2 separate regions of the Homo sapiens genome follow, and region 1 is linked to region 2. A link is a loop called in an ENCODE intact Hi-C map of the cell type or tissue named here. Cell type or tissue: Caco-2. All regions are shown on one strand. Links, peaks and the distances in the headings refer to the core of each region. The heading gives the core; the rest is flanking DNA.

Region 1 (12,736 bases), core at 2,726-10,725, 110 kb before region 2:
GCCGAGGCAGGTGAATCACTTGAGGTCAGAAGTTCAAGACCAACCTGGCCAACATGGTGAAAACCCATCTCTACTAAAAATGCAAAAATTAGCTGGGCTTGGTGGCAGGTGCTTGTAATCCCAGCTACTCAGGAGGCTGAGGCAGGAGAGTCACTTAAAACCCAGGAGGCAGAGGCAGTGAGCTGAGATCGTGCCACTGTACCCCATCCTGGGCAACAGGACGAGGCTCCATCTCAGGGAAAAAAAAAAAGAAAAAGCTGAGCATGGCGGCATGTGCCTGTAGTCTTAGCTACTCAGGAGGCTGAGGCAGGAGGATCACTTGAGCCCAGGAGTCGTAGGTTGCAGTGGTGCCATTGTGTTCCAGCCTGGGTAAGAGTAAGGCCCTGTTTCAGTAAAAAGAAGGGAGTAACCAAGACAGGTAGGGATTCAGTATAATAAAAGTCAAAAGTAGTTGTTTATTACTAGAGCCTGGCACTGTAACCTGGTATGTCCAAATGTGATTTAATTTGCTCTCAAGATGTGCACCAGAAGAAATAACCCGAGGCATTTCAAAGAAAAAACAAAATGTGACCTGCTAGTTCTGTTACTCTGCCACAAGTTAACACATTTTGAACTTAAGTGCAGAGTCCCATACATCCAGTGTGACTCCCCAAATCTCAAAAATTTAGGCTAAAACCTAATTTTGTGTCCAAGCCAGTGCCTGCTTGTTCCTGCTGAATTTAAAACTTTGGGTCCAGCAATCTTCTATCGCTGGAGGGAGGGAGAGGTATGAAAATAATGTTTAATGGTAATTGTTTATTGTCATGGGCCCATATTATACCCAGATTTAGAGAGCTATTTGACACACCTGTAACCTAATGTTTATTTTAACTTAATATCTGCTCAGTCAGGTAAGAGATGCAACTTCACAGAGGTCCATTTAACGTGCCTAAACCTAAGTAGAAACACAAAAGCTATGTATAGTCCCTTGTTTGAGATAACACTAAATTTTTAGAGAATAGCTTGGTACTGTGGTAGACAGAGTTCACTTAAAATGCATTTAACAATTTACAGATAACTGGAAAGTAATTCATTCATCTTAGAACCCTGGTAGGGACATTCTATTAAAATATTTGTGTACTAGTTAAAGTCAAAATAGAAATACAGCCTATCACACGGTATTTATACTATGCATTATGATTAATAAAGCCACCTAAGGTCGTTACTCCATGATCATGGGAAGTTGTTAGTCATTAAGAGTTCGGGTTTAGCAACAAAAATCTTGCGTTTGAATCTAAACACATTACATGATTTTAAGCATGTTCATCATTCTGAGATTAAATAAAAATTAAGGAAATATATGAAAAATGCTTAATAAGTACCCAAAAGGTAATATGGTGTAGCAACTTAGAATGTAGACTTCAGAGCCAGTCAGCTAGGATTAAAATGACACTTCGGCCAATCACTGTTGACTATAAGCAAGTTATTTAACTCTGCCTCAGTTTTGTCTGTGAAGTAGGGATAAAATCTTCCTCGCTAGGTTGCTATAAGAATTAAATGGATATATTAAGTACTATCATGTGAGATCACTTTATTTGAGGCTAAAAAAATTTTTTTTAACTAGGATTCACTGAAAATACATCTATAAAAAAGCCACTCTTTATCATGAGAAGTATGATTTTCTGTACCTTAGGTGTTATAAAGCAATATCCCCTCAGTTTTAACTTTACCAAAATACCTGTCTTAGTAAATGATACTATATATACCAAATATTGCATATGTGTATATAAACTTCAACTGTCTACTTCTATCACTGACAGTTTAAAAATTGAGATAAAGTAAGTATTATCTGAGTAATATAACCATTTTCTATTTATTTATTTATTTAGAAACAGTCTCACTCTGTCACCCAGGCTGGAGTGCAATGGCTCGGTCTCAGCTCACTGCAACCTCCGCCTCCTGGATTCAGGCAGTTCCCCCACCCCACCCTCCCGAGTAGCAGAGACGGGGTTTCACTGTGTTGGCCAGGCTGGTCTCGAACTCCTGACCTTGTGGTCTGCCCGCCTCGGCCCCCCAAAGTGCTGGGATTACAGGCGTGAGCCACCGCACCCAGCCAATCTAACCATTTTCAAGATTTGATCTGCAAATACCTGAAGTAAGTACAAGCACTGTGGCCCAGTTAAAGAGTGTTAGAACTGTAAGAAGTCCAAAGGCATAGCTAAGAATTGCTTTAGAGTCAGTTGTGGGTTCTGAATTCTTGCTCTGATAGTTAGCAACTATGTCTACTTTGGCAAATTTAGGTTTTGAAGCCTTCCATATCTTTAAAAGGAGGTAACATTTAACAGAGCACCAAATACAAGGTTTTCTGTAATATTAGTTCCATAGCATGGTCTGCAAACTTCCAACATCAGAATCTCCTGGGATATATGCTAAATGCAGATTCTGGTTTCCCAACCAGAATATACTGCTTAAAAATCTGAGGGTTAGTTCTAGGAATCTGCATTTTTTTCTATACAATGTATGTATTAGGGTTCCCTGGAGGGACAGAACTAATAGGAGATACATATATATACACACATATATTTATTAAGTTTATTGAGAACTTACACGATCACAAGGTCCCACAGTAGGCTGGCTGCAAGCTTGAGGAAAAGAGAGAGCCAGAGTCTGAGTCTGAAAACTGAAGAACTTGGGGGTCCAGTGTCTGAGGGCAGGAAGCATCCAGCGTGGGAGAAGGATGGAAGCTGGGAGGCTAGGCCAGTCTCTCCTCTTCACGTTTTTCTGCGTGCTTATATTCTACCTATGCTGGTAGCTGATTAGACTGTGCCCACCAGATTGAGAGTGGGTGGGCCTTCCCCAGCCCACTAACTCAAATGTTAATCTCATTTGGCAACACCCTTACAGACAAACCCAGGATCAGTATTTTGCATCCTTCAATCAAGTTGACACTTAGTATTAACCATCACAATGTATGATTTTTAAAATCTGCATTTTTAATAAGCTACTAGTTTATTTTTCCACCTAATCCAATTCCTAATTTTATTTGAAAGCACCAAGGTAAATAGTTCCTAAATCACTGTTATTTAAATTGTGCTCCAGTACCCCTTATTCTTGCTGCAATTCCAAGACAGAGATAACAAAAATTTTTTTTTCAATGTTTTGTTTTTTTGAGACAGAGTCTCGCTGTGTCCCCCAGGCTGGAGTGCAGTGGCTCGATCTCGGCTCACTGCAAGCTCCGCCTCCCGGGTTCACGCCGTTCTCCTGCCTCAGCCTCCTGAGTAGCTGGGATTACAGGCATGTGCCACCACACCCTGCTAATTTTTTGTATTTTTTTTTTTAGTAGAGACGGGGTGCATGCTGCATGCTCCGCCTCCCGGGCTCTCGCCATTCTCCTGCCTCAGCCTCCGGAGTAGCTGGGACTACAGGCGCCTGCCACCACGCCCGGCTAATTTTTTGTATTTTTACTGGAGACGGGTTTTCACTGTGTTAGACGGGATAGTATTGATCTCCTGACCTCGTGAGCCACCGCGCCCGGCCTGCCAAAATTTTTAATGTTTGCATGTACATAGTTACTCAACAAAGAGGCCAGGTGTGGTGGCTCACGCCTATAATGCCAACACTTTGGGAGGGTTGCCTGAGCCCAGGAGTTCGAGACCAGCCTGGGCAACATTGTAAGAGCCTGTCTCTTAAAAATATATATTTTGGGGAGCCAGGTGTGGCACCTCACGCCTGTAATCCCAACACTGGGAGGCTGAGGTGAGTGGATTGCTTGAGCTCAGGAGTTCGAGATCAGCCTGGGCAACATGGCGAAACCCTGTCTCTACCAAAAAAAAAAAAAAAAAAAAAAGTAGAGGCATCGTGGTGTGTGCCTGTGGTCCTGGCTACTGGGAAGTCTGAAGTGGGAGGATCGCTTGAGCCTAGGAGGTGGAGGTTGGAGTACGCCAAGATCACACCACTGCATTCCAGCCTTGGTGTCAGAGTTAGACCCTGTCTCAAAAAATATATTTTAAAATGATATTAAGTAAAGAATATAGTCCAGCCACATGAGCAAGTATTGCTTATCTAGAAAGACGTATAATAAAGTTCTTTTGGGGAGATAAACTATGATCCATTCTATGTTTCATGTAAATCAGGGGCAGCCAATCTTCTGGCTTCCTTGGGCCACATTGGAAGAATTATCTTGGGCCACACATAAAATACACTAACACTAATGATAGCTGATGAGTTTTTAAAAAGAATCACAAAAGCAATGTTTTAGCAAAGTTTATGAATTTGTGTTGGGCTGCATTCAAAGCTGTCCTGGGCCGCAAGGTGGAAAAAACTTGATCTAAAGTATTTGATTTTTTTAGAAAAGTTTTTGAATGGCCAGGTGTGGTGGCTCACACCTGTAATCCCAGCACTTTGGGAGGCCGAGGCAGGCGGATCACGAGATCAGGAGATCGAGACCATCCTGGCCAACATGCTGAAACTCCATCTCTACTAAAATACAAAAACTTAGCCAGGCATGCTGGCATGCGCTTGTAGTCCCAGCTACTCGGGAGGCTGAGGCAGGGGAATCACTTGAACCCAGGAGGCGGAGGTTGCAGTACAGTGAGCCAAGATCGCGCCACTGTACTCCAGCCTGGTGACAGAGCAAGACTGTCTCAAAAAAAAAAAAAAGGAAGCTTTTGAATAAGAAGCAACTCTACAGTACTCTATTGTAGACAACCAAAGTATTAATATTTGGGGGGCACAATTTCAACCAACTTTAAATTATTTCATTCTGGAAGTATGTGTTGAGTAAATATGAAGTATAAGGCCCCTAGAGGTACAGATGGCTATGGCCGTCTAAACCATTTTACTCTTAACTTTTAGTGTCATGGACCTCTTTGTCAATCTAGTGAAGTCTATGGACCGCTTTTTTTTAAAAAAGCCTTTAAACATATAAAGTACAGTACATTGAATTACAAAAGGATCCAAGAATATTGAAATAGTTACCAAAAAAATTTGATATAGAAATATATGTGGTTTATTAATGAATAAGATCTAGCAGTGGCCTTACTATAATTTCAACACAGTAGCGTGGTGAGCATAAATATTTCAACTTATCTGCAACAATTGTAATGTGATATGGAAATAATCAGTTTAATTGTGACAGTCACATTTACTGCTAACTACTGTGATTGACTGGCTATGTTTACATTTTATTAGAAGTTATTGAAAGTAGATGCCAGGCATGGTGGCTCATGCCTGTAATCCTAGCACTTTGGGAGGCCAAAGTGGGCAGATCATTTGAGCCCACGAGTTCGAGACCAGCCTGGCCAACATGATGAAGCCCTGTCTCTACTAAAAATAAAAAAAAAAATTAGCCTGGCATGGTGGCCTGCTGTAGTCCCAGCTACTCACAAGGCTGAGGCAGAAGAATCACTTGAACCAGGGAGGCAAAGATTGCTGTGAGCTGAGATCACGCCACTGCACTCCAGCCTGGGCAACAGAGCCCGACCCTGTCTCAAAATAAAAGAGAGATGTAATGGACCCCTTTAATTAATCTATAAACTCCTAATTAAGAACCCTGGTTAAAATTTTTTAATAGGAGCTTGTCTTCTTCACTGTTGTATCCAAAGCCTGACTGAAATCTGTAGACACCTAAGCAGTGAAAAATTTGATGCCTTAACCTATATAATTTAAAATCAAAATATTTACACTATAAGGTGAATTTAAGGAAGATCTCATTTTTCTCATGGTGAAGACTAAGATACTTTTTCAAAATTACTAAATTTTCATTTGTTTCATCAGGGATGAGGTTGGGGGAGGATCTAGCTCCTTTATTAATACCTGAATATATAGGTTTTAATATCCAAGCTTGACTATATCCACTACACTTGGTACACAACAGAACAAATGAATGAACATTTTCATGCCTGTAATCCTAGCACTTTGAGAAGCCAAGGCAGGAGGATTGCTTAAGCCCAGGAGCTTGTGACCAGCTTGGACAACATAGGGAGACCTTATCTCGACAATAAATTTAAAAATTAGCTGGTTGTGGTGGCACGTGCTGGTAGTCCTAGCTACTGGGGAGGCTAAGGTGAGAGGATCGCTTGAGCCCAAGAGGTTGAGGCTGCAGTGAGCCATGATCATGCCACTGCACTCCAACTTGGGCTACAGAGCAAGACCTTGTCTCTCAACTAAAAATAAAAAATAAAATTCACGATACTCCCCAAAAGCTGATGATAACATGTAAGAAGCGACTTGATTTTACCTTCTAACTCTCCCTCCCTTTTAGCACAATGCTGCAAAATGACTGGCTCATAAACCACTAAGCTGCCTTGGCAGCCACTTGTTATTGTTACCAGTAGGTAATATGCTGTTTTCTTCTGCTTGGCACATAAGCAGTAGGCATGAAATAATTGCTTAATGGATAAGTAAGTTGTTAAATTATAAAACTCTGATGGATTGCTTAGTCCTTTAACAATTTACACCCCCCTCCCACTTATCCAATTCTTTTGTGACAGATTTTGCACTAGCAAAGTGCACTGTTTCAGACAATCAAGGAAATAAAACATTTCTTGATGAAATCCTACCTCGCCTCAACAGGAAACTGAATTGGAGTCCTCAATTCTCAGTACATCAGAACTAGTGTGTGAAAGGATCAGGAGAGGACCATAGTATTGGAGAATAAAACATTATGTATTGATGGTTGAGCTTTATGTCATCGTGTAGTAAATGCTATGACCATAAAGCCATTACTGTTAACACTTAAGTTTATCTTCTGAAAGAAGCCTATGAAATATCTCCAGAAAGACTAGGGGATTTTCTTCTGTTTGTTTGTTTGTTTGTTTGAGATGGAGTTTGCTCTGTTGCTCAGGCTGGAGTACAGTGGTGCGATCTCGGCTCACTGCAACCTCTGCCTCCCAGGTTCAAGTCATTCTCCTGCCTCAGCCTCTGGAGTAGCCAGGACTACGCACTGCGCCACCACACCCAGCTAATTTTGTATTTTTGGTGCAGACAGGGTTTCCCCATGTTGGCCAGGCTGGTCTTGAACTCCTGGCCTCAAGTGATCCGCCCACCTCGGCCCAAAGTGCTGGCCACCGCGCCCAGTCAGACTTGTTTTTTAGTGAAATAAATTGTTTTCCTTTAGGACCTTATTCTTTATGATAACAGATTCCAAGAATATGCAGTCTTGTCAATGGCTGTTTCATCCTCAGTTTCTTTAAAAATAAAATACAATTAGAACATTTTTAGATATGCTATATCTATCCAATCTATTTTCCTGTCACCCAGTAAGGTTTTCTATCATCAGCACAGGTCTATGAAAGGACAGTAAAGGGTCTCCTGTTACATACCCTAGCACTAATGTTTGTAATAGAATGTTAAGATAAGTTGTTTCATGTAATCGGACTACATTCAGTCTTTCTCTACCCTCTGTCCTCTATTTACCCACCTATGCATGTGGCCTACTAATTATATTGACTGTACATGACCAGCAAGTTGTAAGTTCTTTTAAAAGCAGGAGCTCAACCATATTTGTATTCACATTTCCTTCTGCTTAAAACAGGGCTCTTGTTTCTTCAGTAAATATTCATTCGGTATCCACTAGGTGTCAGATAATATACAAGGTAGGTTCTAGGGATTCCAAGATAAATAAACACAGATATGCCAATATGAGTCTGACAGTTTTGGCGGGGAGAGGTGGAAAATAGATCTGCAAGCCAAAAAAGCTACAGTAGAATAATATAAATATTGTAATGGCAATAAAATACCAGAACTATTAATTTTACATTTAGTAATCATTCAGTATCAATTAAATGGGTAAAATGGATATGTTGGCATGAATGACATATAACTGAAAAAACACTAAGAACTGTATAGAAACTGAATTAGACATATGAGTAATATTAGTAGGAAGGGGAGAGAATATTTGATTCCAGGTAGGCTACCAAGCAGGATGTTTTTTCAGCACAGCCTTGGAATAAAATCTGTAACCTTTGAAAACAATCACATTTTTGTTCTTATGCAATCTTTGTTTTTAAATGTATTTATTGTTTTGGCTCTAGTCCCTGAATGTTAAAATTTTAGTGTCAGTGTTAATTCTCACTTATCTTCTCCAGACCTTACTCCCTAATTTTCTCATTTTCATTTGCCCCAATAAGTGCCAACCTTACCTTGAATAGAATAGTGGATTTATCAGCTTACAAGGACTAAAAAGTCGTCATTTCCAAAAACATCTGTCCAATAAGTCTGCCTCAGTGACTACATTTCTAGCATTACAATGTCATTCTTAGTACACTGATTTGATCTTTACAAATTACATAAATGTATAAAATTGTCGCATGTACCCTAAATTATATACATCTATTATGTATGTATCAATAAAAAAATAATTTTCTGTGCTTTTTCTCCTGTTAAAAAGAATTCTTTTCTTTTTGAGACAGGGCCTGGCTCTGTCACCCAGGCTGGAGTGCAGTGGTGCAATCTTGGCTCACTGCAGCCCCTGCCTCCCAGGCTGAAGTGATCCTCCCACCTCAGCCTCCTGAGTAGTTGGGACTACAGATGGGTACCACCATGCCTGGCTAAGTTTTTGTAGAGACAGGGTTTTGCCATGTTGTCCAGGCTGGTCTCAAACTCCTGAGCTCCAGCAGTCTTCCTGGCTTGGCTTCCCAAAGCGCTGGGATTACAGGTGTGAGCCACCACACCCAGCTGATTCTTTAGAAGACCAGTATTGCATTGTGATTGCCTCTGGGCAGGAAAACTAAGGGGCATCAGTAGACTATGCAATTACTTTCTTCCTCTTTAAAAAAGTATTGTTAATTTTTAAATTTACATATTTTGGTATACAATTCTATGAGTTTTGACAAATGCAAAGAATCATATAACCACCGCCATAATTGAGATACTAAACAATTCTATCACCTCAAAAAAAATCCTCTTGAGCTGTCTCATTTATAATTTTTGTGATTAAAAATGGTTATTTTTCAAAAAGTAACGTTTGGGCCAGTGCGCCTGGAGTGCACCAGTAGTCCCAGCTACTAGGGAGGCTGAGGCAGGAGAATTGCTTGAACCCGGGAGGTGGCGATTGCAATCAGCTGAGATCACACCACTGCACTCCACCCTGTGAGTGGGCTACAGAGTGACACTCTGTCTAAAAACAAAAACAAAAAAACACTTTAAATGTTTCATATAGTTATTCCTTATTCAAAAAGTATGCCTTTTTGGGTTAAGACAGTGCCATTTCAAATAGCCTTGTAGAAATATAAGCAAGGAAATGCTAAATTATACCATTATTGATCATTAGTACCTTAGCTTGTAGTTTAAACTGTTGAAGAGAATTAGGACTCCACCTGGCATTGTGGCATAAGCCAGTAGTCCCAGCTACCCAGGAGGCTGAGGCCTGAGCTCAGGAGTTCAAGACTAGACTGAGCACATAGCGAGATCTTGTCTCAAAAAATGAAAGAAAAAGAATTAGGACTCAGAAAAGGTAAAGGGTGTGTGTGTTTGATTAGATAGAGGATGGGATTGAAGGCTTAAGGAGGAGATTAGGGCCTGAGATGGAACAATGCGCATGGAAGGATAGATATGGGTAGTGTGTTCTGAGTAATATAAGAGACCTAGATTCTCAAAGATAGAGGGCACCAAAGAGATGAGTCCTGTAGAGGGGTGACCTTCATGTAAAAAATGATCTATCTTAATTGGGAGCTACAGACCTGGGATTCTGTACTGAACTTATACAGAATAAGTAATTTACTCTTCAAAAGTCGCTTCCCCAGCTGGGCGCAGTGGCTCATGGCTGTAATCCCAACACTTTGGAAGGCTGAGGCAGGTGGATCACCTGAGGTGAAACCCCGTCTCTACTAAAAATAAAAAAAAAGTAGCCAGGCATGGTGGTGGGTGCCTGTAATCCCGGCTACTCGGGAGGCTGAGGCAGGAGAATTGCTCGAAACCAAGAGGCAGAGGTCGCAGTGAGCTGAGATGGTGCCATTGCACTCCAGCCTGGGCGACAAATGCAAAAACTGCATCTAAAGAAAAAAAAAAAAAGTCACTACGCCTTTCTGGGCCTCAATTTCATAATCTGTAAAATAGTAAGGTTGGACTGAGTATATACCAAGGTCCATTTCAGAGTTCTCCAGCTAGAAGCAAAACCCTTGTGTGTATGTGTTAGTTTTTTTCCCCTAAGGTTTTGTCCTCTAGTTTTAACTAGAGAGACACATTTGGGATATTAATAACCGAATTCTAGCAAGCATTATGATCTCTTCAGATTTCATGTAGTTTGATGTCAGAAGCTGCATAGCAAAGTTAAGCCTGATCTGAATTGGCTTCAAGTGGATAGAGCTGTATGACCCTCAGTCTTCTCATGTATAGAATGACTTATATACTCTAAACTTCCTTGTAGTTTTCATATTTCATGACTATGAAACCTGTGAAAACTTACCAGTGTTTTTTCTATTCATACTTCCTTTGAGTCTGCAGCTGCTGTTCTTCTGATTTGATTTTTTTGTTGTTTATTTTTATTAGCCACTATTCATTCAGTACCTTTTATATGTCAAAACGTTTGATATTTAACCTACGTTATTTAAGGGCTTTTGTACTGCTGCTGTACTTTATAGGTGCATAGATATGGTAAAATCACACCATGCCTCCTGCTCTGACTCTGGATAACATATTCCTACAGCAGGATCTCATTTCAATAAAAATTAAAAGAAACACTAGAGAGAGGAAGAAGGGGAGAAGATAAATGTGGCTTTAAATTGATAAGTGAAAGGCAAGGAACTAACATTTGAGGATCTACTATGTGTTAGACACTTTATAACATGGATCTTCTTTAGATCATTGAGATAAGCAGGTAGAAAGACATCACAAAGGGAGTCTGCTTGTATTGATAGCAAGAAGAAAAAAATGACTTCATGCCATAAATCACTGGAATTATTCAGAATTTTTGTTTTGCATGTTATCCTCCATTATGAGGACAAAGACAGCATAATGTCTCTATGTAGTAAGTGTTTGGTGAATGTTTATTGAATAAGTAGGGATTTTTATCATGCATATAGTAGTGTTTCTTAATGTTTTGGATCCATGGACTTATAAAAATTTTATAAAAGCTATGGCTACATCCAGGATGTTACCTCCCTCCCCTGCCACACACAAAAGGAAACAGCCAAGTCCCTCCCCTCACTCTAACCATTCCCACATCTATATTTGTGTAAAACCCATGATTTTAAACTGTTTGCAGCCCCTCTGTAATCCATTCACATGACCCAAGAACTCAGCCCTGGAAACATCTCTGGGTATCCAGGTAGACTAAAAGCATAGTTCCATTAATTTATAGTGCTATATGGTTCTGCCATGCTTTATTGGTCCTTTATAGACTTGAGAAAATCACACCATGCCTCTTGACCATTAACAAATGGTCATGTTCAGTCTTCCTTTTTATGAGTGGAAATTCCATCCAATTTGCTTTTAGGTTCATTAATATGTACTACAACCAAAAGATCAGCAGCATTATATACTTTATCTTTTTTAGTCTTTTGAAGTACAAATTATGCGATTTTACAGATAAATTATCTCATGGGTAGCATATGTCTGGCTTTCTAGGTGGAATGATTCCTATTTCTTTTTGTACCTCTCCCCATTCAGAACTCACTTTGAGGCCAAGCGTGGTTGCTCAGGCCTGTAATCCCAGCACTTTGGGAGGCCGAGGCAGGTGGATCACCTGAGGTCAGGAGTTGGAGACCAGCCTGGCCAACACGACAAACCCCGTCTCTACTAAAAATACAAAAATTAGCCTGGCATGGTGGCACACACCTGTAATTCCAGCTGCTCGGGAGGCTGAAGCATGAGAATCACTTGAACCTGGGAGGCAGAGGTTGCAGTGAGCCAAGGTTGCAGTGGATCAAGATCACACCACTGCACTCCAGCCTGGGCAATAGAGTGAGACTCTGTCTCAAGAAGAAGAAAAAGAAAAAAAACTCACTTTAAACTCTGCTAGACCATTGCCCTTGTATGTGAAATTTTATCTGGATAGAAGAAGATGAGGAAAAAAATTTTCTTGTCTTTTAGTGGAGGAGAATGACATGTAAAACAAGTATTCTTTAAAAATTCCAAATATGATATGAGAACTACCCCATAAAGTTGTGAAGGTCACATTGGTGAAAGGAAAACTAAGTGCTGTGTAAATTACAAAGTTGTCTAAGTATCCACCTGGTCCTTACCTTGCTATAGAATCTTTTTTTTTTTTAGACGGAGTCTAGCTCTGTCGCCCAGGCTGGAGTGCAGTGGCGCAAGCTCCGCTTACTGCAAGCTCCGCCTCCTGGGTTCATGCCATTCTCCTGCCTCAACCGCCCGAGTAGCTGGGATTACAGGTGCCCACCACCACGCCCAGCTAATTTTTTTTTTTTTTTTGTATTTTTAGTAGAGACGGGGTTTTCCCATGTTAGCCAGGATGGTCTTGATCTCCTGACCTCGTGATCTGCCCACCTCGGCCTCCCAAGGTGCTGGGATTACAGGTGTGAGCCACCACGCCCAGCCTACCTTGCTATAGAATCTTTAGGCCTAATATAGTCTAGCCAGAACAGCTATTTGGATGCTTGCCTAATCTTCAATACTGGTTTCCCTTTTATACATGACTGCAAAACTGACTCTCACCTAGGTTTGTGATGTTAGAAACTCCAGTTGTTTACTATTATTATTAAAGTGGGAAACGGAGTTCGTTGATCAAATGGATTAATGTTTTGAGTACTTACTATACACCAGGGGCTCTTAAATTTTTACATAAACTTTCTGGATG
Region 2 (12,736 bases), core at 1,459-9,458:
GGTAGAAGGCCAGATGTAAGGCAGTGATCCAGATCTGCCCCATATTTGGCTGTGCATTAGAATTATAGTGAATTTAAAACAAATTTTAATACTAAATTTAGAGATGGGGCCTTACCAGGTTGTCCAGGCTGGCCTCGAACTCCTGGGATCAAGCCAGTCTCCCACCTCAGCCTCCCAAGTAACTAGATTACAGGTGCACACCACTACACCTGGCTTAGAATTAGTGAATATTAAGAGATTCCTAATCTCTGGAGAGTCTCATTTAGTTGATTCGCATTCAGGGGCACTTCTAGTATTCAAGCTCCATAGTTTTTTCTAATGAACAGCCAGATCTGGTAAATAATTCAGAAATCAACATCAACAGCATCCCCAAAGATAGAAAAAGAGTCAATACATAACACTGTTAGCTAGAAGTAGTAATCTAACACTGTAAAGTGCAGTAAGGAAAATTAAATGAAGCCTCAGAGATGATGGAACATTTTCTTTTAAATTGAATTGAAGTTTGAGAGAACAAGTAAAAGGAAAAGTATGTGTTTCCTAAAATCTAAAGATTTCATTAAGTTTATATCCTCCTGGTTTTAGTGTAATTTTCCCACTGAAAATGTCCAACTTTGATGCTTTGGAAAATAGAAAGCAATCTCATTGCAATTCAGCTAAAAATAAAAAGCTTTGGGAAGAAAAATAAGGAATTACATATAAAAAATTAAAACATTCTCATATAACAGCTTAGTATATACATATTTTTTATATGACTGACCTTACAATTTAGTACCAAGTAAGCAACCTAATGGAGGTTTACACAAAATATTCAGGAAAATCTGAGGAGGCATCTAACCATGCTGCAGGTGGAAAAATGTAGCTGCCTAAATGGAGGTAGAAATGGAAAATAAAGACTATTATCAAGAAAGACCTGCACTCTTGTAGAATTGGGAAGTTTTTTCCTAATCCTAAATGGGGTCAGCTCCCAGAGATAATGGGCATTGTGTTGAGCAGGTGGGGAAGAGTAGCTAAATAAGAGCCAAAAGGTACCCAAGGAGTACCCCTGTGAAGATTTGGGAGTGAGCACCAAAAGAAGAACAAGAATGACTGGGAAATAACAGAAAATGGCACATAGGCAGAAAGGAGTACAGACTGTCACCAATATCCACTTCGTTTTTTGTTTTTGCCTGGGGTTGGCCCTGCTCCCTTCTCTGAAACAAGATATAAAAAGCTGATTTATGATATCCTGCTTTATCACCCCACTTTAGAAAAACTGAGGTAGAAGTGGAGGACTAGTCATATTTACTAACTGGAATCATACCTTCCTTCCTACTCACAAAAGGTTCCAGTTCTCTAGAATACTGAGATGACCACTCCAGGATGTATTCTGAACCCTGTTTCACTTAAGAAACTTCTTCCAGGCTGGGCGCGGTGGCTCACGCTTGTAATCCCAGCACTTTGGGAAGACGAGGCGGGCGGATCACAAGGTCAGGAGATCGAGACCACGGTGAAACCCCGTCTCTACTAAAAATAAAAAAATTAGCTGGACGTGGTGGTGGGCGCCCGTAGTCCCAGCTACTCGGAGAGGCTGAGGCAGGAGAATGGAGTGAACCCAGGAGGCAGCTTGCAGTAAGCCAAGATTGCGCCACTGCACTCCAGCCTGGGTGACACAGCGAGACTCTGTCTCAAAAAAAAAAGAAAAAAAAATTTCTTCCATAGTCAGGCACTTACCTTGAAATCCCATGCAGTCTGGATATTGCATCTTAGCTTTTTTATTAAAATTACTCTTATTATCAATGACTTCTTGCTAAAACCAGTGTGCTTTTCTTAGCTTCTTAATCTCTTCTGGACCACACTCACTTTATTGTTTTTGAGACAGAGTCTCGCTGTGTTGCCCAGGCTGGAGTGCAGTGGCGTGATCTCAGCCACTCAGATTTTGGATAAGGATTTCAGATTTTGGATAAGGACTGAAAATCTCAGATTTTGGATAAGGGGTGCTCAACGTGTATAATGTTATACAAAATAATTTCTTTCTGATTTTCACAGTCTCCTTTGTAAGATGTCCCTTTGCCCTTTTTTTTTTTTTTTCCCTGAGACGGACTCTCACTCTGTCGCCAAGCTGGAGTGCAGTGGCGCGATCTCGGCTTACTGCAACCTCCACCTCCTGGGGGTTCAAGCAATTCTCCTGCCCCAGCCTCCCACGTAGCTGGGACTACAGGCGCCTGCCACCACGCCCAGCTAATTTTTGTATTTTTAGTAGAGATGGGGTTTCACCATGCTGGCTGGGATGGTCTCGATCTCTTGACCTCATGATCCGCCTGCCTTGGTCTCCCAAAGTGCTGGGATTACAGGCGTGAGCCACCATGCCCGGCCTGTTTCTTTTTTTTTTTCTGAGACAGTGTCTAGCTCTGTTGACCAGGCTGGAGTGCAGTGGTGCAATCATGGCTCACTGCAACCTCAACCTCCTGGGCTCAAGCCATCCTCCGTCCATGGGCTCCTTTGTTTCCAATACCATTTTTTTTCCTTTTCTTCCTCAGATTTGTTGAGTTTCTATTTATTGTTCTTTTCAAACACCAGCTAATTACTATCATCAATTTTATTTGCTATTTCATTAACTTCTGCTTTTATTTTTATTATTTTTGAGACGATTTTATTGAGAAGACTTTATAATCTTGCTCTGTCACCCAGGCTGGAGTGCAATGGCATGATCTTGGCTCACTGCAACCTCTGCCTCTCGGGTTCAAGTGATTCTTCTGCCTTAGCTTCCCAAGTAACCAGAATTACAGGTGCACGCCACTACACCTGGCTAATTTTTTTATTTCTAGTAGAAACAGGGTTTCATCATGTTGGCGAGGCTGGTCTCAAACTCCTGACCTCAAGTGATTCACCTGCCTCGGCCTCCCAAAGTGCTGGGCATGAGCCACTGCACCCGGAGTCTGCTTTTATTTTTAATTCCTTCTATTTTTATTTTGGGAGATTTTACTTTTTCTGCTTCTCTGTTACCTGTTTCTGTTTCCTCTTCTAATCCTTCCTGTCATGTGTGTATCCTTTAAGGATTTGTCACGTGCTGTCTCATTTCCTCAGTAAATTTATCTACTACATATTGTATAGTGAAAAAAATAAAACCTTTACCATTATTATGTAAGTGGCTATAAACACTATATTAATTTGGAGTCAGTCATAGTGGGTTCCAATTCCTCAACTCCTACTTGTGTGATCTTGGTCAAATCTGAGCTGTTTCTTCATCTGTAAAAATAAAAATAACAATACAGATTAAGTTGGGTATTATTTGCAAATCATTTATCACAGAAACTGGCCCACATGAATAACTCGATAAATGCCTGGTATACAAAAGGCCTCAGCTGCCCCATGTCTTGTTTTGTTTTTTCTTTGAGGTGGAGTTTTGCTCTTGTCGCCCAGGCTGGAGCGCAATTGCGCGATCTCAACTCACTGCAACCTCCGCCTCCCAGGTTCAAGTGATTCTCCTGCCTCAGCCTCCCGAACAGCTGGGATTACAGGCTCCTGCTACCATGCCTGGCTAATTTTTGTATTTTTAGTAGAGATGGGGTTTCGCCATGTTGGCCAGGCTGGTCTCAAATCCCTGACTTCAGGTGATCCGCTCACCTTGGCCTCCCAAAGTGCTAGAATTACAGGCGTGAGCCACCGCGCATGACTCAGTTGCCCCATCTCTAAAAGTGAGGGGATTAGGATGACTAATCCCAAATTCACTTCCAACAGTGAAAAACTTTATCTTCAGCCTATTAGTTCACCTGCCTGACAGTTAACTCATCAACCCACCCACACAACAGTTACTAAGCCCTTCTCTTAAATGAAATATTCTAGACATCAGAAATGCCAAGATTTTAAGATACAGTCCCTACCTTCCAGAAGCTCAGGGTCCTTTAGGGGTGAGGAAAAATTGTTAAACAGATAATTATAATACAATGGGATAAGTGATCTAATAAAAGGTTGTGGGAATTCAGAGACTTTGAGGAGCTCCTGCAGAAAAATTCAAGACCTATTTTGGAATCCTAAGTCAGGTATTTATTATTTACTAGTGAAGGGGGAATTAATGAATTTTATAAGTATATTAGTCAAGAAGTTTATTCTTTTCCTTAGAGGTAGAATGAAATATAGCCCCCCACCCTCCGGAGGCCTGGGTTAAGAGAGAATATTAACCGCTTATTTCTCCTCTACGCACGGAGAGGCTTATCTGTGTTCCACCGTTTCACGTTCCTTGAGGCACCACGAGTTCCTGCTTCCCTCCCTAGCGCGCTGTAAAGTCACAAGGTTGATAAGCAATTGCTACAAAAGCATGCATTCCCAAGGATGTAAGACATGTGGTGTAACAAATGTAAAAGAATAATTAACTGCCTTTGTTCTTGCTTCTGCAAGTAGGCTTCCTGTAGCACCAAACTCCCGCCACAAATTGCTTAAAAGGTGATTGATCCCTTTGTTCCGGGCTCAGACTTTCTGGACCCCAGTCCGACTGAGCCAGTGATCACCTTAATAATAAAGGGTTGTCCTGAATTCTGTTTGGCCTCTCCCGTCTCTATTTGTCCCGCAACACTAGCAGTATATCCTCAGGCAATTAACTTTTTTTTCCCTTGTTTCTCTCTCTGTAAAAAGGAAGAGGAATACTTATTTTGGCAGGTTATAATAAGAATTGAGTCAAACTCATTTATGTTGGCATAAAAAAATGAACAAGAAAATATAAAGCACTTAGTACAATGCCAGGCAGATCATAGGAACTCAGTAGATGGCAATTGTAATATTACAAAAGGTGATGGAAGTCAAAGACAATTTACTGTACCTCAAGAGAGTAGCGGTAGGATCAGAAGAATTTCCCAAATGTGTTCACAGACCAAAACTGGGGGAAAAGCAGGGTAGTTTCCTGGTAAGACGAACAGCACATGACAAGGCAGAGATATTAAAAAGTAAGGTACGCTTCCAGGACGAGTTCATTATTCCTGAAGGGAGAAGGCAATAAGGGTGGAAAAACTGGGCCGAGAGGGGAATCCAGGTTGGTGATGCCCCTGGAGGGCAGGTAATTCTTACTAATTTCTGTATTTTCTGCTGCTGGCACAAAACGTGACCCATACGTTTGCAACAAATGGTGAAATAATTCATTCCTGTTGTTAAGCAATAGGGTTGTAGAAATATTTGAGCAGTAAACATGCTACAGTGAAAGGATTCTCGGATTTGGAGTCAGGAGACCTGAAGCACTCTTTTGACTAATGACCTGTGTTTTTTTACTGGTTTTACAACTTACCTGCTGCCTGGCCTTACCAAAGTACTGATATATTGAGTCTCTTGACCCATAAAACAGGGGTAACAACTAACAAGCGATTATTAAAGAGTTGGCGCTAGTAAAGTACGCAATAAAAACAGCGGCTGCAGCTGCTAAATTCTCCTTTAGGTCTTTTTCCATACTTGCGAAATGACAGGGCAACAAATTTCCTTCCAACCACCACTGAGAAAGTATACCACGTTTGCCCAAGGACAAAAAGGCCCCGCCCGGCCCGCGCCACACAGGTCACCTACGCAGAATGCAGTCCTGGGGGGTTCCACTTGTGTCGCTCAGCGATGGAGGGCGCGATCGATGACAGGCCACTCCAGAGACGGACCTAGATAGGTTCGCATGAGGCCGAGCCGAATTTCACCAAAAACCAGTTTACACCACCTCCCGATTTGTCCACACGAAAAGCCATGGAATAGCTGAGGGAAAGGAAACCGGAAGTAGCGTGGGCCGTGAGGAACGGGAAATGACCTCAGCACGTCGGAAGTGTACTCGTTTCCAAGGCGACGGCCCTGCTGCCTCTCCAGCCAAGTGGCTGGAGTCGGGAGGCTGGAAAGAGACTCCGAGAAAGTACCAGCGGAAGGCGGCCGCCGCTACGGCGATTCGCAGGGAGTAGCAGACGAAGACGGTGGCCGCCGCACTAGCCACCACGTGTGGAGGATAAACGGTCTACACGGCCATTCCGGCGCCGAGTCTAGGGAAAGAGTTAGCGACGACGGGGAAAGAAAATGTGAAGAGAGCGACCGCCGCTCCAGGGTCGCTGCAGGAAGCCTAAGTGCAGACGCCGGCTTCTCCCGCAGTGACTTGAGAAGGGTCAGTGAAAACCTCGGCCACTGCCGCAGCGTCTCTAGGGAGAGAGTTAGGGGAGATAGTGGCCACAGTCACAGCTGCTCTTGGGAGAGAGTTAGGGGAGACAGCACCTTCTGCAGCAGCGACGTGAATTTTAGTGAAGTTGGAGGCCACCAAACTACCGACTCCAGGGGAACAGCCAGAGAAGACCGAGGCCTCCGCCTCAGTGGTCCTTGGGAGGGAGTCAGTGACATTCGGGACCCGCGAACTAGTGACTTCGGGGATAGAGTCAGTGACGATCGCAGTCGCCGCTTCAGTGGCTCCTGGGAGGGAGGGAGTGTCGAAGGCGGCCACAGCGTTGGTAGTTCTTGGGAGGAAGTAAGTGGAGACCGCGGCTACGCAGCCAGCGACTCCTCTGGTGTGAGCGGCAGTGAAGACGCCAGCTACCGCTTCAGTGGCTTTTGGGAGAGAGAAAGTGAAGACGAAGGTTTCCGCTGCAGCTTCTGGGAGAGAGCAAGAGAGGACCTTGGGCCCCGTCCTAGTGACGACGGAGAAGAGGGCCGCTGCCGCTGCAGTGGCTCGTGGGTGAGAGCAAGTGAAGACCGCCGCAGCATCAGGGGCCTGGACTCAACTCCTCCCCAGAGTCGGAGGTGTTGCGCCATGCCCGGGGTGGCCAATTCAGGCCCCTCCACTTCCTCTAGGGAGACTGCAAACCCCTGTGAGTCAGACTGTCATTGGCCTTCATCTCTGTCGTATTCCTTTTCTCACTTAAGCCCGCAACAGCCTTAGCCCTTTCTGGCATTTCCTTTTCTCAGCCGTCACTCCCCCCTTTCCCTTTTTAATTTATTTTCAGGGGATACCAAAGCTGTTCAGCTCTCCCCTGTTCTGTATTATTTCCGCTTTCTTTCCTTTTTTCCATCCACACTATTCCTCCGAGTCTTCTTGCCCAGCTTGACATCAACTCTTGTTCAGTCTTAATGGACGGACCCTTTTAAGTTCTTCCTTGACTTCCCTGCAGCATTTGACCCTGTGGAGGTGACAAATTAGTACTTACTTAGTTTTCTTCTTTCACTCCATTGAGTGACCCTTTCCCTTACCGTTTTCTTTTCTTCTGCCATCTTCTTAAATGCAGCTTTTACCCCTTGATGATGCCATCATTGGTTCTCTTTTTCTTGTCATTTACTGTGACTTCAGTCCTACTGGTGGCCCTCAAATCGGTTACTCATTCAACCATCCAGTAAATATTTACTGCATATGCCTACTTTGTGCTCCGTCTTAAGGAACTTAAGAAGACAGGCACATTCTTTACCTTCTAGTGAGGAAGATAAATGCTGAGCAAATAATGACAAGTGAGATCAGTGTTATAAAGGACGGTAGAATGCCACTGATTCCAGTAGGGGGTGAGTATGGGTGTCAGAAAAAGCATTCTAATACAGAGACACACGTAACACTGAGACCTGAATTCCGTATCTCTCCTCGGAGCTGCAAACATATATATAGATATCTCCCTTCTGGAAATTTTCCTTGGGTACCTCAAGAGCAGCATGTCCAAAATGTAATTTTATATCTATATATCCTCTCTGTCCTTCAGTGTTTGCTGTCTCAACTAATGGCACCACAGCACTCAGATGATAAAGCCACACACCTTGGAGTTATCTTATTACTTTTCCCTTGTTTCACCCACTGTATCCATTCCAGTTTAGTTCATTCTAATTTTATTAATATTTGTTGAATCTTTCTCCTTTTCTTTTCCCAGTGTTCAGAGTCTCATTTTTTCTGGTCTAGACTATTGTAAACTGTATTCTTACATGATCTACCTACTCTCTCTCTCTCTCTTTTTTTTTTTTTTTTGGAGACGGAGTCTTGCTCTGTCCCCCATGCTGGAGTGCAGTGGCGCGGTCCTCAGCTCACTGCAATCTCCGCCTTCCAGGTTCACACCATTCTTCTGCGTCAGCCTCCCGAGTAGCTAGGGCAACAGGGGCCCACCACCACACCCGGCTAATTTTTTGTATTTTTAGTAGAAACGGAGTTTCACTGTGTTAGCCATGATGGTCTCCTCCTGACCTCATGATCTGCCCACCTCGGCCTCCCAAAGTCCTGGGATTACAGGCGTGAGCCACCGCGCCCGGCCAATCAACCTACTCTTTAGTCTTGCCTTTTTGCTCCCCATTCAGTAAATTCTCTTCCCTGAATTTAGCCTTGTAAACTCAGCCTTACAGCTCTCAATCATTATAATTCTTCTGTTTAAAATTCCTCAGTGATTCTCCACTGTCTGCTCAAGTCCAAGTTTTTAAAAATAAGTTTCACCATTGTCTGTTTCTTGTCTAGTTCTAGCCTATTTATCCCCTTAATACTTTAGTAGTAGGATTTGTGTGTGAGTGTGTGAGAGTGTGTGTGTGTGTGTGTGTGTGTGTGTGTGTGGTTTCTTGACCATGTCCTACTGTTCATGCTGTTTAGGCCTACTCACTGCTCCTACTTGCCTTGGCAAACTCCTGTTAATCCTTGAAGATTCTATCTTAGATGTAACTTTCCCCAGGAATCCTTCTGTGTTCCCCTTCCCTCCTACCCTGGCTGAGTTTGAAGTCATCTGTGCTTCCACAGGTTCCTATGAATATTTCCATCGTTGCTTTTACCACATTATTTTGTATTTTGTGTTTGTATCTTCTCTACTAATCTGTGAGTTCCTTGAGGGTGTCTTCATCTTTTTATCCTTATGGTAGACACCAGACTTACGTTGAGTAGATGGATGAGTGGATGAGTGAATAAATCGGGATGGAATGTAGTGAGAAAAAAGACCATAAAATTAGATGGAGCCAAATTATGGGAGGCCATAGAGGTCATACTGAGAGTTTGGGTTTTGTTTTGTAGAGTAGCAGTGACCAACCAGTGGCAGTTTAGAGTAGGGGCATGAAGTGATTAGGATAGTTGGTCTGTGTAAGATGGATTAGAGGAGTGTCTCTGTGTAAAATAAGTAGAGTGGATAGAACATCATTTGTAGGTCTGGCTGTGCTAGTTTAAAGAAGAATGAAGGTCCGGCCTAGGGATTAACATCACTGAACGTTTATTAAAGGTGTGTGTGTGTGTATGTGTACATGTGCACACCTTACAGATGCTCTCGTTCCCATTTGCCATATATCTTAATTGTTCTTCAAGGTCTTGCTTGAATGTTTCCTCCTCCTCTGTGACTTGTTTTGTTTCTCCTTAATTTTACCTGTACTCTCTGAGGACATTGCTGTCAGGTTTTTGTTTTCATTATGTATTTATCCAAATAGATTTTAATGTGTTGGCGGAAAAAAAATGTATTAAATCCATGTCCATTTTCTATCATGTTATCATAGTGCCTGACTCATGGTAGATGTTCAGAAAGGCTTTTTGAGTACAGTTATAGCAGTTTGCTAAGAGCAAAGATATAATTAGAGTATATAAAAAGATGTAATAAAAGTAAGATATAATTCCAGTGTAAAATATTATTTTTGCCCTTAAGAAATTAACATTCTGATTGTGGAGAGAGGACATGTACATAGATAAATAGTAGTACAAGGTTGCACAGATCATTTGCCAGATGTGTTGGTGAGCTGTTTTCAAAACAACTTCAGGTCAGGAATCATGCCTGTTTTATTTAGAGAATGCTGAAGTTGAACTGCTTACTCCTTCATTCTTCTCTAATAGTTATCTGTTCGTGCTTAGATACCTTTATTGCCTCTGGTTCACAATGCTTATTAATTAAATTATAAAATATGAAGCACTAAGAGTATGTGAATTAAAAATCGTGGCCTGCCATTCCTTTCTTAGTGTAAGACATAAATTAGAAATATAAGAAAGATGTTGATAAAATATATTTGCATGTATGAGATGAGGCTCTGGTGAAGTCTTTTTCACTAGGGAGGCCTTTGTTATGGAGAACAACACATGGGGCATATTTCAAAATGGTTACTTTCCCCTTCTCACTGCCAAAAACATGAGTTCCTGGCTTTTCACAATGGTAACCTGGTGAGGTTTCTGAAGGTAAAATCTATGAAAGTGTAGTGGCTCCCTAGGTAAGAGTGTGGCCCTTAGAAGTTTCTCATTCTTTGGCTAGTATGTACTCAACCTCTGGCAAGTCATCAACATTACCATGTAAGTGCTTCTACCACTTTATGGCTCCAGGACTGTATTTTTCTGTATTTGTCTCTCCAGATTTGGGGTGGCAGTTTGCCCTGAGACCTCAGTTCTCTGATGGGTCCAAGAAAAGTTGTTCATTTTCTGTTCATTCATTTTTCCCTATAAGGATGGGAGTGTCAACTTCCATGCTTTTTACATGTCAGTGTTGGAACCAGAAGTCTGTTTAAGATATTAATGACAAACATCTTTGTAGTAAATTATTTGGAAAGCCAAAGTAATTTTGTGCTTTCTGTTATATCACTGTTTTAGTCTTTTTTTTTCTTTCATAGTTTTGTAGTACATTGTAAGTAATTTGATTTTTCAATAGGTTCCAGGAAGAAGGTGCATTTTGGCAGCATACATGATGCAGTACGAGCTGGAGATGTAAAGCAGCTTTCAGAAATAGTGGTACGTGGAGCCAGCATTAATGAACTTGATGTTCTCCATAAGTTTACCCCTTTACATTGGGCAGCACATTCTGGAAGTTTGGAGGTAAGAAACTATACATATCACTAAACTGAGGTAAGTTTTAGCTATAACAGTTTTGTAAATTTAGCAAACAGGGCTGAGACCTTATGGTAGGTACTGCATATATTTTCTTTTCAGTCATAGTCAGTTTAATATTTGGGTATTCCACTTTGCTAGGGCTTTATAACAAATTATCCTAAAATTTAGCATAATAAACTAATGATTTATTTATACTCATGAACAAACCCAAGAATTTGGATCCCGGAGACAGCTTGTCTCTGCTCCATGATATCTGGGGCTTCAGCTGGAATATTAAAAAGCTGGGGCTAGATTCTTCTGAAGGCTTATTCACTCAAGATGTCTCTGGTGGTTGATGCTGGTTATGGATTAGGCACCTTAAACTTCATCCCTGTGGGCCTATTTGTGAGGTTTCTACATGTGAGCTAGTTTCTACTTCCTCACAATATGGTGACTGGGTTCCAAAGGTGAGCATAGAGGATTACTTGGAGTGGATAATAAAATGAATATGTATTCTAACATTTTTGCTTTAGTAGTGTCAGATTTTTAGAAAAGGAATGGAATGTTGCAGGTACATTTGAAGTCCCTAAGTACCCCTCTCAGGTGCCATTCCTCTGCTTCCAACTCCAGAGATAACTATTACCCTGATTTTGGTGTTTATTATTCCTATCTATGTTTTATGCTGTTATTACATATGATTATATCATTATTTTGAATGACATACATTATATAAATGATATCACATTATGTATATTATTCTTTAGCTTTTTTTTGTTCAACAATATGTTTTTGAGTTTTATCCATATGGTTACATATATGTACTCTAGTTCATTTCTTTCAGCCATGTCGTTTATTCTATTCTTAGACTGGTATCAGAATTTATCTGTTTTTGTATTGTTGGATATTTATTTGGTTTCAATTTTTAGCTAGTACTAACTGCTTAGTGAGTATTTTAATGCAAATCTGATCCTTGGGCTCTGTCCAAGGCTAACTAGCACTTTTCTCATGATTCAAGGTTATGTGTATGGGGGGCTTATTTTAGCTACATTTCCCCAGCCTATAAGCTACAATAGGTCTGTTGACAATGCATTGTCTTTTTACCCCTACCACACACACATGACTTCCTTCTGTGAGTATGGCAGTCCTGTGTGATATCTTCTTTATTTGTACTTCTTTGCTTCTTGTAACCAAATCTGGTTCAGAGACTCTCCCTCTACCAGTTTGTGTGCCTCACTTAAATGTTATTATAAACAAAGGATTTTTACTTGTGCCTTTCTTTGGAGCCTGATGGTTCTTTGTGAGCTGGTATCCGTGGGTAGGTGGTTCTCTCTGCTGTTTCCTCCCACATTCCTATTTGTTCTGCACTTTGGCAGGTTTTTTAATCTGTTTGTAGTTTGAGTTACAGATGTCTCCTAGTTTCATCTAGTTGGAGTTTTCTGGGTTTTTTTGCTCTTTGCTTTTGGGTGATTTTGGAGAGAAGGGGGAAGTACTGATTTTACTCTGCCATATTCTAATAGACATCAGGATATACCATTTATTTCATCTCTTTTCTGGTGCCCTTTCAGCTTCTCTTACTACTCTCACTCAGTCTACTTTGGTTAACTCACTCCTCCTATTGTGTAATTGTAGTATTGTTTACATTTCTTTCCTACTTTACAGTTTCTCCAGTCAGTCTTTTAAACTTCTTTGGCTTTATCGCTTCTACATAATTCATTTATTTGCTCTCTCTCCTGACTTTTGGATTATGTATTAAGTGCTTGATCATAGCTCATGCATATCTGACTGGCATCTCAAATTCAACTAGTCTAACACTAAAACTGTTATATTTTTCCCTCCATTTTGTAGTTTTCTAGGGCAATAGCCTTTGAATCATCATTGAGTTGTTTCAGTATTTCATATAATCAAAACACATTATCAGCATTTGTCTAGATGAAGGTGCAGTTCGTGTTACACATTGATGCAGTGAGAACTAGTCACTAGGTCAGTTGATTCTGCTCCATCTTTGTCTCCTGAATTTGTCCTCTCCATCCCCATAACCATGTT

The links. A loop is a pair of places that touch in the nucleus more often than their neighbours do. Peaks named below come from ENCODE experiments on the same cell type or tissue, not always from the same donor. Only the 100,000 strongest peaks of a DNase experiment are listed, where the experiment ranks them.
Region 1: a loop joins it to region 2, with 5 times the contacts of the local background. A loop is called at or near these places in 34 of 110 quality-filtered maps.

What each region holds. Positions count from the first base shown.
Region 1 is chr11:83,079,667-83,092,402 of GRCh38, forward strand. All of the region lies in intron 2 of LINC02951 (long intergenic non-protein coding RNA 2951), which reads right to left. Among named protein-coding and RNA genes, the nearest start is that of LINC02951, 11 kb to the right of the region's middle. In Caco-2, for the core only: CTCF peaks have their summits at 7,559 (motif pointing right) and 9,537; no DNase peak of the experiment used is centred there.
Region 2 is chr11:83,187,944-83,200,679 of GRCh38, forward strand. ANKRD42 (ankyrin repeat domain 42) reads left to right here and starts at 5,769. Exons shown (of 11, transcript NM_001300975.2): 1 at 5,769-6,785; 2 at 10,536-10,699. The coding sequence starts at 6,728. ANKRD42-DT (ANKRD42 divergent transcript) reads right to left here and starts at 5,726. Exons shown (of 3, transcript NR_149009.1): 1 at 5,524-5,726; 2 at 3,112-3,225. RefSeq lists enhancers at 5,476-5,695, 5,756-5,865, 6,386-6,745 and a silencer at 6,000-6,178. In Caco-2, for the core only: no CTCF peak of the experiment used is centred there; DNase peaks (open chromatin) are centred at 5,768, 6,528 and 6,588; H3K4me3 peaks cover 3,495 bases.